2 separate regions of the Mus musculus genome follow, and region 1 is linked to region 2. A link is a contact called in ENCODE Hi-C or POLR2A ChIA-PET data. All regions are on one chromosome and are shown on one strand. Each heading gives the region's core, a stretch centred on a gene start or an enhancer-like site at or near the end of the contact. The rest is flanking DNA. Distances are from core to core; before and after follow the strand shown.

The links. Hi-C counts contacts between places; a loop is a spot of excess contacts on that map. ChIA-PET counts read pairs that join two places held with the same protein, here RNA polymerase II (POLR2A).
Region 1: POLR2A ChIA-PET joins it to region 2 with 70 read pairs in embryonic stem cell. The contact joins the enhancer-like site here to the promoter of Sqstm1 in region 2. A Hi-C loop is called at or near these places in 2 of 37 maps with a recorded cell type or tissue (heart and left cerebral cortex). POLR2A ChIA-PET finds 5 or more read pairs at or near these places in 4 of 5 experiments (Patski and embryonic stem cell).

The regions. Positions count from the first base shown.
Region 1 is chr11:50,248,646-50,255,873 of GRCm38, forward strand. It overlaps Maml1 (mastermind like transcriptional coactivator 1), which reads right to left. Exons shown (of 5, transcript NM_175334.3): 5 at 6,989-7,228. Among named protein-coding and RNA genes, the nearest start is that of Ltc4s, 14 kb to the left of the region's middle. Within about 2 kb of position 3,571, at least 1 of the 3 ENCODE cell types and tissues checked has a DNase peak (open chromatin) inside an H3K27ac peak, as active enhancers do; it is heart, where a contact is called at or near this core.
Region 2 is chr11:50,208,009-50,214,462 of GRCm38, forward strand. Sqstm1 (sequestosome 1) reads right to left here and starts at 2,812. Exons shown (of 8, transcript NM_011018.3): 1 at 2,545-2,812. The coding sequence starts at 2,749.

The sequences.
Region 1 (7,228 bases), core at 2,321-4,820, 41 kb after region 2:
CTACTTTCACCACGGTGCTCAAGAAACAAAGACAGGGTGTGGGAGAGCAGCACTCTCTTCCAGAGGACCCACATTCAATTCTCAAACCCACATCGGAGCTTAGAACCATCTGTAACTCTTCTTCCAGGGTATATGATGCTCTTTTCTGGTCATCAGGCATACACATGGTGCACAGACACACATGCAGATAAAACACATATGAAGAATAAAATAAAATTAATTATCTTTAAAAGGAAGCAAAGATATAGGTAGAGTTGGGGACCTCTTCAAGGTCACATTCCACTGATGTCACTTCCTCCCACTAGGATCCTCCTCCTCCAGTTCTGCCACCTCCCAGTTGTACCGTACGCTATCGACCAACCTTTAGCATAGGCTGGGGGGGTTGGGGGAGGGGGAGGATTTACGATCCAAACGTTAACAGTAATTTTGCCTTTTGCATTCAAGCCTGTAGCTCACAAGGACTTTGCTTATGTGTCAGGTTGAGGTTGCATTTTTCCCCCCTAAATTTTGAGCAAAGGCTTGTGGGTGGGGTGGGGTGGAAGTGGACACTTGGAATCGTTTGTTTAGATTGAATGTGTGTGAATGTTTCAGCTGCATGTATGTATGTGCACCACACACATCCTTGGCGCCTGTGGCCTGAGCTGGGAGTCAGATCCCCTGTAAGTGGACTTGTAGAGATGGTTTAGAGATGCTATGTAGGTGCTGGGAATCAAATCTGGGTCTTCTGCAAGGTCACCAAATGCTCCCAGCAGCAGCTGGGGCTGGACATGGAACATCGTACATTTCCCGCAAGTGCTCTACCCTGACCTGAACCCCCAGCCTACAAAAGACTTAAAAACATAATTCTAAGCTTAAAATGTGTAAGAACGTGACAAAGAATTGCAGTCTCCCTTTAACCGGAGTTCTTATCTTCCTACCACAGTTGACACCCACCCTGTCCCCCATCTCCAGGTATGTTCTTGCAAACATCCCCCCCCCCTCCCCGACCATTTTAGGATAATTTGGAGGCAAAATGTCCGCAGGAATGTTTTGGTTTGTTGCGCTCAGAAACTGGGACATTCTGTTGTATAGTTACATTACAGTTGTCACAATGAACACATACATTGAGACAACACTCTGACTAACAAACCTCAGCCCGACAGTTCTGGTTGCTCCAGTACTGTGCTGTGGGGCAAGGAACTCCTGTGCCGAGCTGCTTTCAGTTCCATTGTTCTCTCGCTGTCCTGGAACTCTCTAGGTAGCCAGGTTGACCCTGAACTCACAGAGATCCCCCTGCCTCTTCCCCCAGAGTACTGGGACTAAAGGCGTGCACGTGCCTGCCTCTCTTTTTTAGATTTATCATTAATTATGTATATGCATGTGAGTATCTGCACACAAGTGCACAGGCCTGAGGCGGCCAGAGTGTGGGATCTCCCTGGGGCTCAGAGTTACAGGTAATTGTGAGCCTTTTGATATAGAAGCTGGGAACCCAACTGGGGTCCTCTTCAAGAGCTGTAAGTACTCTTATACACTGAGCTGTCTCTCCATCCCCTTCCTTCCTTCCTTTTTTCCTTCCTTCCTTCCTTCCTTTTTTTTTTTTTTTTTTTTTTTTTTGGTTTTTTCGAGACAGGGTTTCTCTGTGTAGCCCTGGCTGTCCTGGAACTCACTCTGTAGACCAGGCTGGCCTCGAACTCAGCGATCCTCCTGCCTCTGCCTCCCAAGTGCTGGGATTAAAGGCGTGTGCCACCACTGCCCAGCCCTATTTTTACTTTTTACAACCCAGTGTTTTTTATTTACCCATGTCTGTGGTTATGTGTTTCTGCCTTGCTGCTGATGTGCCACTAAGGAGAGGTGAGACACAGTCTAAGATAGAGGCCTCAGCCTGTGTTTCTCTGGGTAAAAACAACTAGGGCTGAGACAGGTGTGGTTCTCAAACTCCTTGCACCCAGACATCACTGGGGACCACAAGGAATTAGGAATGGGGTTCTGAGGGCCCTTGATGAGCCTGGGATGGGGCAGAATCTGGCTTAGCTCGGAGTGAGTGCCAGAAGTGCAGAGGGGTTGGAAGAGGGGCCTGTCTATGGGAGACTTAGGCACAGCTCTGTATGATGAAGGAGACAGTCCTTGCTTGTACAAATTGTTTTATTCATGGAGGATGAGGATGCATGTGCCTTACTCAGGGTGAGCCAGAGATTCAGTATCGTTTGCAGGGAGGGATGCCCAGAAAGGGAAACTCATTGGCTAAACACAGGGCCTATCTAGGTACCTCATTAGCATGGAGAACTCTAGGTTCTGTGCTATGTGACTGGTTACCATGGTCCTCTGAGTGGGGTGTTGTGATCACGTGCTCTAGAACAGGAAACTGGTCTGGAGTTCAAACTCCTGGCATCCTGGCATTCTTTTTTTTTTTTTTTTCAAGACAGGGTTTCTCTGTATAGCCCTGGCTGTCCTGGAACTCACTTTGTAGATCAGGCTGGCCTCAAACTCAGAAATCCGCCTGCCTCTGCCTCCCAAATGCTGGGATTAAAGGCGTGCGCCACCACTGCCCAGCCTGGCATTCTTTCTTTTCTTTTCTTTTCTTTTCTCTTCTTTTTTTTTTTTTTTTTACTTTAGGTTTGTGACTATACTGTACCTGTCTTCAGACACCCCAGAAGAGGGCATTGGGTCCCATAACAGATGGTTGTGAGCCACCATGTGGTTGCTGGGAATTGAACTCAGGACCCTTGGAAGAGCAGTCAGTGCTCTTAACCACTGAGCCATCTCTCCAGCCCCCCAGCCTGGCATTCTTAATTATGAGATTTTTATGGTTTCTGAACTTGGTACAACCTGTTCTTCTGTCTGGTAGCGCAGTCTACTGTCCCATACATGTCTTAGTTAGGTTTTCTGTTGTTGAAACAAAATTGGCTTGCACTTCCATATTGCTGTTCATCACCAAAAGAAAATCAGGGCGGGAACTGAAACAGTGCAGGATCCAGGCAGAAGCTGGTGCAGAGGCCATGGAGGGATGCGGCTTACTGTCCCTGCTTCACATGGCTTGCTCAGCCTGCTTTCATCTAGAACCCAGGACCATCATCCCAGGGATAGCACTGCCCACAGTGGACTGGTCCCTCCCCATTAGTCACTATAAAAAATGTCCTACAGACTTGCCTGTAGCCTGATCTTATGAGGACATTTTCTCAGTTGAGGTTTCCGCCTCTCAGGTACCTCTAATTTGTGTGTCAAGTAACATAAGTCTGCAGTGCATCCCGTTGTGCCATCAGCCTAGGGGATGGGGTCTGTGGCCCCACTGATTCCCAGATGCCTGTGTGTTGCTCCAGATGGAGCGGGCTGGCTGCAGCTGGACAGATAGATACCTTTCCCTTTGGCTTCTTCCTTTTTCTGACCACTTCGAGAAGCTGTGTGGACCCTTAGAGTGTTGTTGTTGTTGTTGTTGTGTGCACACAGTATAAGTGTTCATTAGTCACAGAAGAATGACACCCCAGACTCAAATAGTACGTAAATGCAGAGTGTTTTATTCTGCAGAAGTCCAGCATGCTGCAGTCTCCATTATCAAGATAGAGAAACAACCAAGTGAGCTCGCAGGCCTGATTTAAAGCTCATCAGGGGAATTCCAGCAACCTTTATCTTGCTCCATCTCTAGGGACATTCCAGAGCCATTACCAGGCCATGGGGGCTGGAAAACTGTTTCTGGGGAAGTCTGGAAACTGCTGCTGACCCGTTGTCCTTGCCTCAGGCCAGGGCAGCTTCTGAGGCCTGGGACTTGCCTGGACTTGCTCAGTTCTTGGAAACAGAGTTAGGCCTTGTCTCCTGAACTGCCAGTGTGAAGCCTGTCATGGAGTCAGATCAGCCTTCTCAACAGCTATCCTCAGTGTGTGTGACACTTAAAGGACAGCTTTGAGGAATCCGCTTCTCTTTGAGGAATCTCTTCTTAGATCACTAAATCAGATGATGGCTGAGGTGTGTGTTAGGCCAGCTTCTGCTCAGCCTCGTCTTGCTCAGCCTCAGGGGTCGGAGGTGGGGGTCGGACTCTCAGCTGGTGGGTCAGCGGCTTCTGTCTTTGCCCTTTGTGGTTTGGGGTTCCCTGGGATCTGTGGGCAGACGAAGTTGTGGATGCTGAGGTTGAGTCGCCTGCTGACCTTGGTTGGGCCTTTCACTTTTACTGCCATCCTCTCTAGGCTGTCTTTGGCAAGGAAGGCTTTGTGGAATTCTGGTCTGTAACTGTATACGCGCTGTCTCACTGGCCGACCCTCCTGTCCTGCACTGTGGTTGTTAGCAGCCTCCATCACTCTCCTGGTAGAGGGGGGTGGAAACTGGTCTGTGCAGTTTTTTCCTACTTTATGGTGGCAATCTTCCCCTGCAATAGGGATGGCGTGGTTGGGCCTGTCCTTCAGGAGTGTTCTACCACCCCCTCCCCAACTGTCTGCTGGTGACTTTGTGAAGAACCTCTAGGGAGCAGATAGTGTCTAAGTGGTTCTCTTTGCTGTGTGTACAGCTGTGGAGTGTCCCTCCGTGAGGGCTTGTAACATTGGCTGCCTCTGAATCCATTTCCAGTCCTTAGTTTGGAGGTACTTCTCGGGGCTGTCGGTTTTGTTGTTCTTGAGACACGGTTTCACTGTGTAGACTACACCGGCCTGAACTAGCAGAGATCCACCTACCTGTGCCTCTTAAGTGCTGGGATCAAAGGGGAGTGCCATCATGTGTGGCCTTCATATCTGCTTCTTACTTCAAACAGTTCTATTGTTCATAAAACCTTGTTGAGATAGATAACCATTTGTCCCTGTCACCTGGCACTGCAGACTTCAGGACATGTGGGCTAGTGCTGCTTGCCACTGTAGGCTTGAGACTGGAATTGGTGTTAGCTGGTGGCTACCTGGTATCAATCAGCCTTGTTTCTCATAGCAGTGGTGATGGTGTTTGCAGCTGGCTGTGGCAGCTGCAGCTCTTCCAGGGTTGCCATGGTGCCAGGTCAGTAGTGTTCCAGCTGCCCCCGGCTCTCCTGGATTCTCTCTCCACTCCTGTTACTGCTCCAGTGCCATCTTTTCTGTCTTAAGATTTGAGTGTTTTGCTCCCATGTATGTATGTGCATCACATGTGTGCCAGATGCCACCAGTCAGAAGAGTGTTGGATCTCCTAGAACTGGAGTGACAGAGGGTTGTGAGCTGCCATGTGGGTGCTGGGAACTGACACCGGATTCTCTGAAAGAGCAGCCAATGATCTTTATCACTGAGCCAACTACCCACTCCCCATGTTTCCTTTTTAAACTCTTCCTTTTCTTCCCTCCCTCCTTCCCGTCATTCCTTTGTGCTGTCTCAAACTGGCCTCGGACTCCTGGCCTTCCTTTTGAGTGCTAGAGTCTAGATATGTGCTGCACGGGTCAGACTCCATGTGTCCCTTTTTGAGTATTTTGGTTTTTTTTTAAATTTTATGATATGTATTTATTATGCACATAGCCAGCTCGGCGACAGCAAAGATGCGGAGCCTCCGCGGCTCTTTCCGTGGATGCCGCAGCACCTTTGAGTTGCACTTGCATCAGTGCCAAGCATCGGGAGAAGGCAGTGCTGTGTGTGGGAGGACTGGGAAGACACCCAAGCTCAGATCCTGGAGCAGCCCCTCCTCTGCACATCGCATTCACGCCGTGGAGGAGCAGAGCAGTCACAAGTTGAGCATCTTAGATGGGAGCTAGCTGTATCCCACCCCCATCTGTTGACATCTCCCCAGACCTGCACAGGGCAGGAACTGCAGGCTACCCCTCCAGGCTGCACACACAGGATGAGGAGTTCACCAAAGTACCTGTGTTTGCTTTTTGTTTTTGAGACAAGCTCTATGTAGCCCAGGCTGACCTAGAATTGGCGGGGATTCTTCTGGCTCAGCCTCCCATGGGCTTAGGATAATTGAACTGGTCTGGCTTCTGGGAGCTCTTGAGCTGCCTCCTGGCCCCATTCCTCTATGATCCAGAATCTTCCTTGCTATCAGGGCACCTCTGCTACTGGCAGGCTGGTCATAGGAGGAGCACACAGCTTTGCAGAGGCCCAGGCTGGCTTCCCATGAGTCCTCTTGGATGTACCTGGCTGGTGAATTTGGGCCCAACAAGACTGAACACTCCTCCCACAGTAACTTCATCTCTAGTGTCTGCCTCCTCTCCCTACACCTCAGTTACTTTTGCATTGTGACTTTCCTCTGGAAGGATGGTGGCTTTCTCAAAGCTTCCACGAGCCAAGCCTGATGCTACTGCTTGCTGGGGGCTCTGCCAAGGTGGCAAATTTTGTATCAGAGCAGAGGGCTACTATGTCTCTAAGCCCTCCCTCCCTCCAATCTAGCAATGGTGGTCATTCAGACTGGCTCCTACAGGCAGTGTCCTACAGTGCCTTGTGTTCCCGTTCCTGTTTCTAGGCTTATGAGTTCTTAGTTCATTTTCTGTTCCTGTAACAAAATGCTTGTGGCTGAATAATTTAATTATGAGAGGTGATTATCATCTGGGCATAGCGGTGTGTGTCTGTAATTTTAGCACTTAGGAGTGCTGAAGTAGGAGGATCATTCTCATTGTGTGTAAAGAAGGCTTTGGGGGTGGTTGGTATGTGTAATACAGTACACACTTTTAATCTCAGTGTTCTTGGGAGGCAGAGGCCCCCAAGATCTCTGAATTTGAGGCCAGCCTGGTCTATCTACAGAGCAAGTTCCAGAACTTCACAAAACAACAACAAAAAAGCATTTGGATCTCATACTGGGTCCTAGTTGGCTCCTAATTATTTTTTTCCAGTGCACCATTGCTTTGTATCGGCCCCAGCTCTCCAGTCCCACTTTGACTTCCTGGAGGCCTAGAATGTGTTGTTCCCCATCTGTCTTGTCTGACCACAGTGAGAGGACTGCTCTTTTGTAGCATGCCAGTGGTGCTCTCTGCCTTCATTGCCACCAGCAAGGGAGCCCCCACAAGACATGCAGGAAGAGAGTGAAGCTAATCAGAGAAATTGACAGCTGTCAAATGTCCCACTGAAGTCAAACATGCTTGTGATTTCCATACTAGTAAAATATTTTTATTATTTTTATAACACAAGGAAAGTAAAGATTTCTTTTTGGTGTATACCAGAGCTAAGGGAAGCAGAGTAAGGGGATTAATAGGACTTTTATGTACTTTTGATGATCATAAAAAGTTAACAATACCAACTGCTTGCCATAAAACTTATCATAGCTCCAAACACATATAAAGGATCAGTTTTAAAATCTATAAAAGTAAAAAATATACAGTTGGACG
Region 2 (6,454 bases), core at 1,562-4,061:
TAAAATGCAGCAGAGGCACCCAGCATCTGCTGCAGTGTACAGAGCCCAGTGGTAAAGGGACATCTACTAAGGCTCTACACTCAACCTGGCTGCTGAGCCAAGCAGCAAGATGGCCGTTCATTCCGATACGGCATGAATATGTACTCCAACCTAGGTCCTAGATTAGTTACATGCAGAAGGCAGAACATATGTCATGTGTATATGTGTATAAGGGTCCAGCTTCCTGCCACTAACCACTGGGCCACCTGTGCCCTCAGGCCACGCCTAACCAGGTGTGGGTCCATCACCTGGGAGATCCCACCCTAGTCCTGATGGCCCAGCCCTTCAAAGGCCTCAGGCTTCAGAAGTAAAGGACGTAAGTCCATCTGTCCCCTCCCTTCAACTAGACAGCTAGAAACCACTACATTCAGGCTCCATCTAAGTTGTTCTTGGGTTTTTTGGTGTTTTTTTGTTTTGTTTTTTGAGACAGGGTTTCTCTGTATAGCCCTGGCTGTCCTGGAACTCACTTTGTAGACCAGGCTGGCCTCGAACTCAGAAATCTGCCTGCCTCTGCCTCCCAAGTGCTGGGATTAAAGGCGTGCAGCCACCATGCCTGGCATCTAAGTTGTTCTGAGGTTGTTGTTTGTTCTGTTTTTGTCAATTCTATGTTTTCTGCTTTCAGGGGCAGGATCTTAGTATGTAGCCCTACCTGGCCTGACACTACTTAGAGCAGGACAGCCTACAACCTGTGGATGAGCCGCCTTCGTGCTGGGATTACAAACATGCAACCAGGCTTCCAGGTTTTGTTTTGTTTTTTTAATATTGTATGTACACATCACACACACACACACTTAAGTGTATGTGTGTGCCACAAAGGCCAGAAGAGGTGTTGGGTCTCCAGGACCTGCAGCTGTGATGAGTGCTAGGGACAGAACTTGGGTCCTCTAGAAGAGCAGCCAAGGCTTTAACCATTGAGCGATTTCTCAAACCCATCTGGCTTCATTTTGTTAGCTCACAATAACTGGGATCACAGCCATATGCTTCTATGTCAGTACAAATAGTCTGTATAAAACCTGATACAGTACAAAAACCTTATACAGGCCAAAACCACACACCTGCAGGCTGGACTGAGCCTCTGAGCAACCATTTAGCAACAGCTACCATAAGGGAGATGAGAGAGATTGCCTCAAAAGAAACAGTGTCCATAAACTACAGACCAGATAAATTAAACATGACATATTCAAAGAAGACTATTCTTCATACACAAAAAGAAATTAAATACTGCCCATGTACAGAAATAGAGCCCTTGACTAGCATATGCAAAGCCCTAGGTTCAATTCCCAGTACTGGAGGGGGGAAGATGTACTAGTGAGAGCTGTAATACAAATGGGCCTTAGACATATTAATAAGTGAATGAACAAAGATTCACTGTGCCAGCCTGGTCTACAGACCAGCCAAAGCTACCTAGAGAAACCCTGTCTTGAAAAAGCAACCAAAAAAAAAAAAAAAAGCCATTTTAATGTGTTCTAATTCCTAATAGTAAAATGAATACTAAAGTAGACCAGCCATTGCCTGGAACTGGAAAGGATACAAGATGACAAACAGGAAAAAAATTATATAATAAAATAATAATTATTACAATAATTGTTATATAATTTTTATGTAATATATAAATAAAATTTATAAAACAATGAAGAGATTCTAAGCCGAATGTGAAAATAGTTATACAACTCATTTTTTTTTTTTAAATGCAAGGAGCTGGGGAGGTAGCTCAGTTGCTCGAGGGCCTAACATGCATGAAGCCCTGGACTGGATGCCTAGCACAAAGATGACTCAGAAGGACAATTTAGAGATACAGGCCATCCCGGCCATATAGTAAGACCTGTCTCTGCTAATACGAAAGAATAATCGTTATACACTTTTACTGGGTGAATTGCACAGGTCCTAGGTTATAACGCAGTTACACTGAAAATTTTCTGTCCAGTAGTCCCTGTGATTCCTGCACTAGAAAATTGAGACAAGAGGATTGGAGTGATTGAGGACGGCCTAAACCACTCGTGAATTCCAGGCCAATCAGGCTACGTGGCTTTATTTCAGAAAAGAGAGAGACTGACCAACCAACCTGGCCTACCCACAGTCCTCCATAGAGATCGCAAAACCATTCCCTCCCACAGGGAGGGTCTTGTCCACTCGTCTCTTGTCAACAACCTCTAGCTCCACCCCATGCAGCCACCAGCCACTCCAACGCAAGAGACTGAGCTAGTTCCGGGGTCCCCTACCTCCCTTCCCACGGGCTGCCCCACCCCGCCCCCGCTGCTTATTTATCCGCGTCACTCCTCTCCACCCCTCCTCCACGTCTGCCTGGTCCCAGGTCTTCCGGGGCTTTAACTGAACCCACCACCGGGCGTTACGGGGAGCAAGCGAACCGCTGGATGTTAGATGTAACCTGAGCGGCCGCCTGACCACCCTGTCCCCGCGGGGAGCCAGAGGACACGCCGCCTCGTCCTCGCCCAGACCTACTACTCCCTGGCGGGGGAGGTTGGCTTCCCCGCCCCAGGCCCTCACCGCGGTAGTGCGCCTGGAAGCCGCCAGGCCTCAGCGTGGGGAACAGCACAGCCACTCGGCTCAGCAGCCTCTCGCAGGGCCCCGGGCCGGCCGCGGCTTGGGCTTCCGCCTCCGGCTCCGGGCTGAAGCAGAAGCTGAAGCGGCGGATCTCGCGGGTCGCCTCCTCCTTGCCCAGAAGATAGGCCTTCACCGTGAACGACGCCATAACCGCGGTCTAGGTACGGACGAAACAGCTGGGCAGCGGCGGCGCCGAGAGCCCAGCTTTTATAGAAAACGGGGGAGCCCCGCCTCGTGGGGGCGGAGCCTCTATGAGCCCCGCCCCTCCCCTAGGCTGGGGCGGCCGCTGGAGCCCCCTTGATGGGACCCTTGAAAGGTACGGGGTCGAGACGACCCCACTGCCTACTCTTTTCTTTCCCACCGAATACATGGGTGACCACAAGAGACCAGCCTCAGCCTCAAGTCGTTGGGAAAAGGACCCGTAAGTATCGAGCCTAGGTACCTCCCAGGCTTGGGCCTGCCTATGACTCAGCAGTGTCGTCCCCAAGCCAGGGGGGATGTACGGCCCAGAAGCTAGGAGGACACAGATGTCTACTGTCAGGTAGCCATTCTTTTAGCCAAACAGGCTGTCTCACAGGATGCTATTCCGACCCTCCTAAACATAGTGTCCCCGGTAGTAGCCCCCACTCCCACCCCCTTCCAGGCATCCACCATGACCAGCCCCTCACTGAATAAAGGAACATCACCCACCATCTTAGGCCTCACCCAATTTAACAAAGATCAGGTTGAGAGGTGTTGGACAAGCACTGGTGACTTCTCACAAACCCACCCTGTAAGAGGGGTAGCCAGGGCTCCAGAGGCAGCAGTAGTCACAACCTGTTCATTGCAACCAGAGATTCCTCACTGCAGCCCAGACACACACACACATACACACACATTCATATTCTCTCTCTCTCTCTCTCTCTCTCTCTCTCTCTCTTTCTCTCTCTCTCTCTCTCGGAAGGTACATGTATCTCAGGCCTTAGTGGCTTCAAAGCACAAAGGGATCAGACCACCTGCCCTCCATCTAGGAACCAAAATACAAGCTATAGCCAGTCCTGTGCCACAGGTTGGTTATTCCAGCTGTTTGAGGTGCTGAGGCAGGAAAAGACCAAGTTCAAGATATTCTGCTTGAGCAACTTGGTGAAACTGTTTCAAAATAGAAAGTGATCCTAGTACTTGGGAGGTCAGAGGTTCCAGAGTTCAAAGCCAGCCTTGGCTGCATGAGGCTTCTAAGAAAGAAAAAAAGTCTGGGTGCTGGGGGGCGGGAATAAAGAATCTGGCTATACAGTTTAGTAAGGATACAGGAGATTTAGCTTAGTAGGGATACAGCTTATAGAGATTTAGCTTAGTAGGGATACAGGTCATGAGGATTTAGCTTAGTAGGGATATACCCGGGAGATATCATTAATGGGAATTTGGTGCATAGGGATATAGCTCAGTGACAGAGCACCTGCCTAGTATGTGTTACATCTTAGGTTCAACCCCCAATACAAACGCCAAAACCAGGAAATGCTGCTTTCTGTGGCCAGAGTGACCTGTTAGCTAGCATGATGACACACATCTGTAACCCCAGCCCTTGGGAAGCTGAGTCAAGAGGAATTCTAATTCAAGGCTCGGCCAGGCTTGCATAGCAAGTCCTACTCTCAAAAAAAAAACAAATTAAGCAGGGCAGTGGTGGCACATGCCTTTAACCCCAGAACTTGGGAGGCAGAGGCAGGTGGATTTCTGAGTTCAAGGCCAGCCTGGTCTACAGAGTGAGTTCCAGGACAGCCAGGGCTACACAGAGCAACCCTGTCTCAGGGAAAAATAAAAACAAACCACAAATTAAATGAATAAAGTAAAATGAGCTCTTAGCAGGAACCCAGTCCTGGGAAGGCTAGAGGCTGAGAAGGGTGTCACCCTGTAAGGCCTTCTAGGTATGGTCCTTTCCATAGGACTAGACCTGCTGAGTCAAAGTCATGGGAGAAGACATGCAGGGCAGAATTGGAGCTCAAGTCGTCTCCCTGAGGCAGGGTCTCCACACCAGCTTCCTAGGGCCCCTCTCCCAGTTATCATGTCTTCCCTGGACCTCTCTCAGAATTGGTTTTGTGAGAGCAGAAAAATCTGTAATTTTAGGAAAACTCAGCAATGGACAGTGATTTGCCACACAGGTGTGACTGCCATTTCCCTGGTGGCTAGAAGGTACACACCTATTGCCCCAGAGGACAATCCCAGTTTTAGGCTTTCCTCTCCAACAGTTGCTAGCCCAGGAAAAGGCCCCTGATCCTGCAGGACCCTCTGCTAATGCAGAGGACAGTGGGGACGCAAAGGCTGTATCCCGATGTCAGCTGCTGGCCAAGCGTGACTCAGCAGTCTAGTGGCCTGACAGCCTTAAAGCTTCAATCAGACCAAACTTCCTATGGAATGTCTGAGCCAATGGGGAACTGTGGGGAAATCCTTTACTCTGTCACCAGTGGAAGAAAGAGAAATGGGGAGATGCCCTGGGTTCCAGGCCAGGCCAGCATGCCCTACAGCCTACAGCGACTCAGGCTCTCTCCTGAGTTCCCAGGCCAACCAGGGAGGTAAACAAGGCGGTGGCTGGGGAACCCCCTGGTAGGGCCCTTTCTGCTTGCTGTGGTCAGGTGGCCTGGGCGGCTATGAGTCAGAGTCCCATGATCATGGTCATAACAGGGGGATCCCAAGCTGCTGCCATCCGGTCCAGTGCCAGCAGACAGGATGGAAAAGGTCCTTGAGGGTGTGATGTCTGGAGAAGGGTCTCGGGAGGGGTCTCTGGAGGACCCGACAGCAAAGTGAACTTTCAGAGGCCAAGGTTGCCAAGATAAGTCAGACCAGGCATCTTGCCAATGTCTGATGTCTTGTTCATGAGTCCACCTGTCCCTCACCCACTGAAGCGTAGACTAGGAGGAAAGGGAAAGGCTTGTCACCTGAATCGAGAGATAGCACTTTGGATAGGTGACTAACCTTGTCTTTGAAATGTGTCAGGAATGGGAGGACCTGAACCCCTCCCTAGGGGATTCCCCACAGGAGCACTAATAGAAGCTACCAGGGAAGTAAGTGTGCAGGCCTCAAGTGGCCTGCCTGAGTTAAGAGGGAGGTTCTGTGACAGGAGCAAGAGTGGCCCAGGACCTCTGCTGTCTGTCTCCTTGGGTCCCCCCCCAAAGACTTGGCAATGGTCTCCTCACTGAAGCTAGCTCCAGACACACTAGAAGAGGGCATCAGATCCCAGTACAGAAGGTTGTGAGCCACCATGTGGTTGCTGGGAATTGAACTCAGGACCTCTGGAAGAGCAGTAAGTGCTTTTAAGCCCTGAGCCATCTCTCCTGCCCCTTGATTCATTTTGTTAAGTCTCATGTAGTCCATATGTCAAGGAATAAGCTTGGCAGCCTGCTCTACAGAGTGAGTTCCAGGACAGCCAGGGCTACACAGAGAAACCCTGTCTCAAAAACAAAAAAACAAAAAAAAGGAAACCCTGTCTCAAAAAAACAAAAAGAAAAAAATAAGAAAAAAGCTCGGGCTGGAGAGATGGCTCAATGGTTAAGAGCACTGAGTGCTCTTCCAGAGGTCCTGAGTTCAAATCCCAGCAACCACATGGTGGCTCACAACCATTTGTAATGGAATCCAATGCCCTCTTCTGGTGTGTCTGAAGACAGCAACAGTGCACTCATATACATAAAATAAATAAATAAATCTTTTTAAAAAGGGGAGGGGGGCTGGAGAGATGGCTTAGCGGTTAAGAGCAATGACTGCTCTTCTAAAGGTCCTGAGTTCAAATCCCAGCAACTACATGGTGGCTCACAACCATCCCTAACAAGATTTGACGCCCTCTTCTGGAGTGTCTGAAGACAACTGCAGTGTACTTACACATAATAAA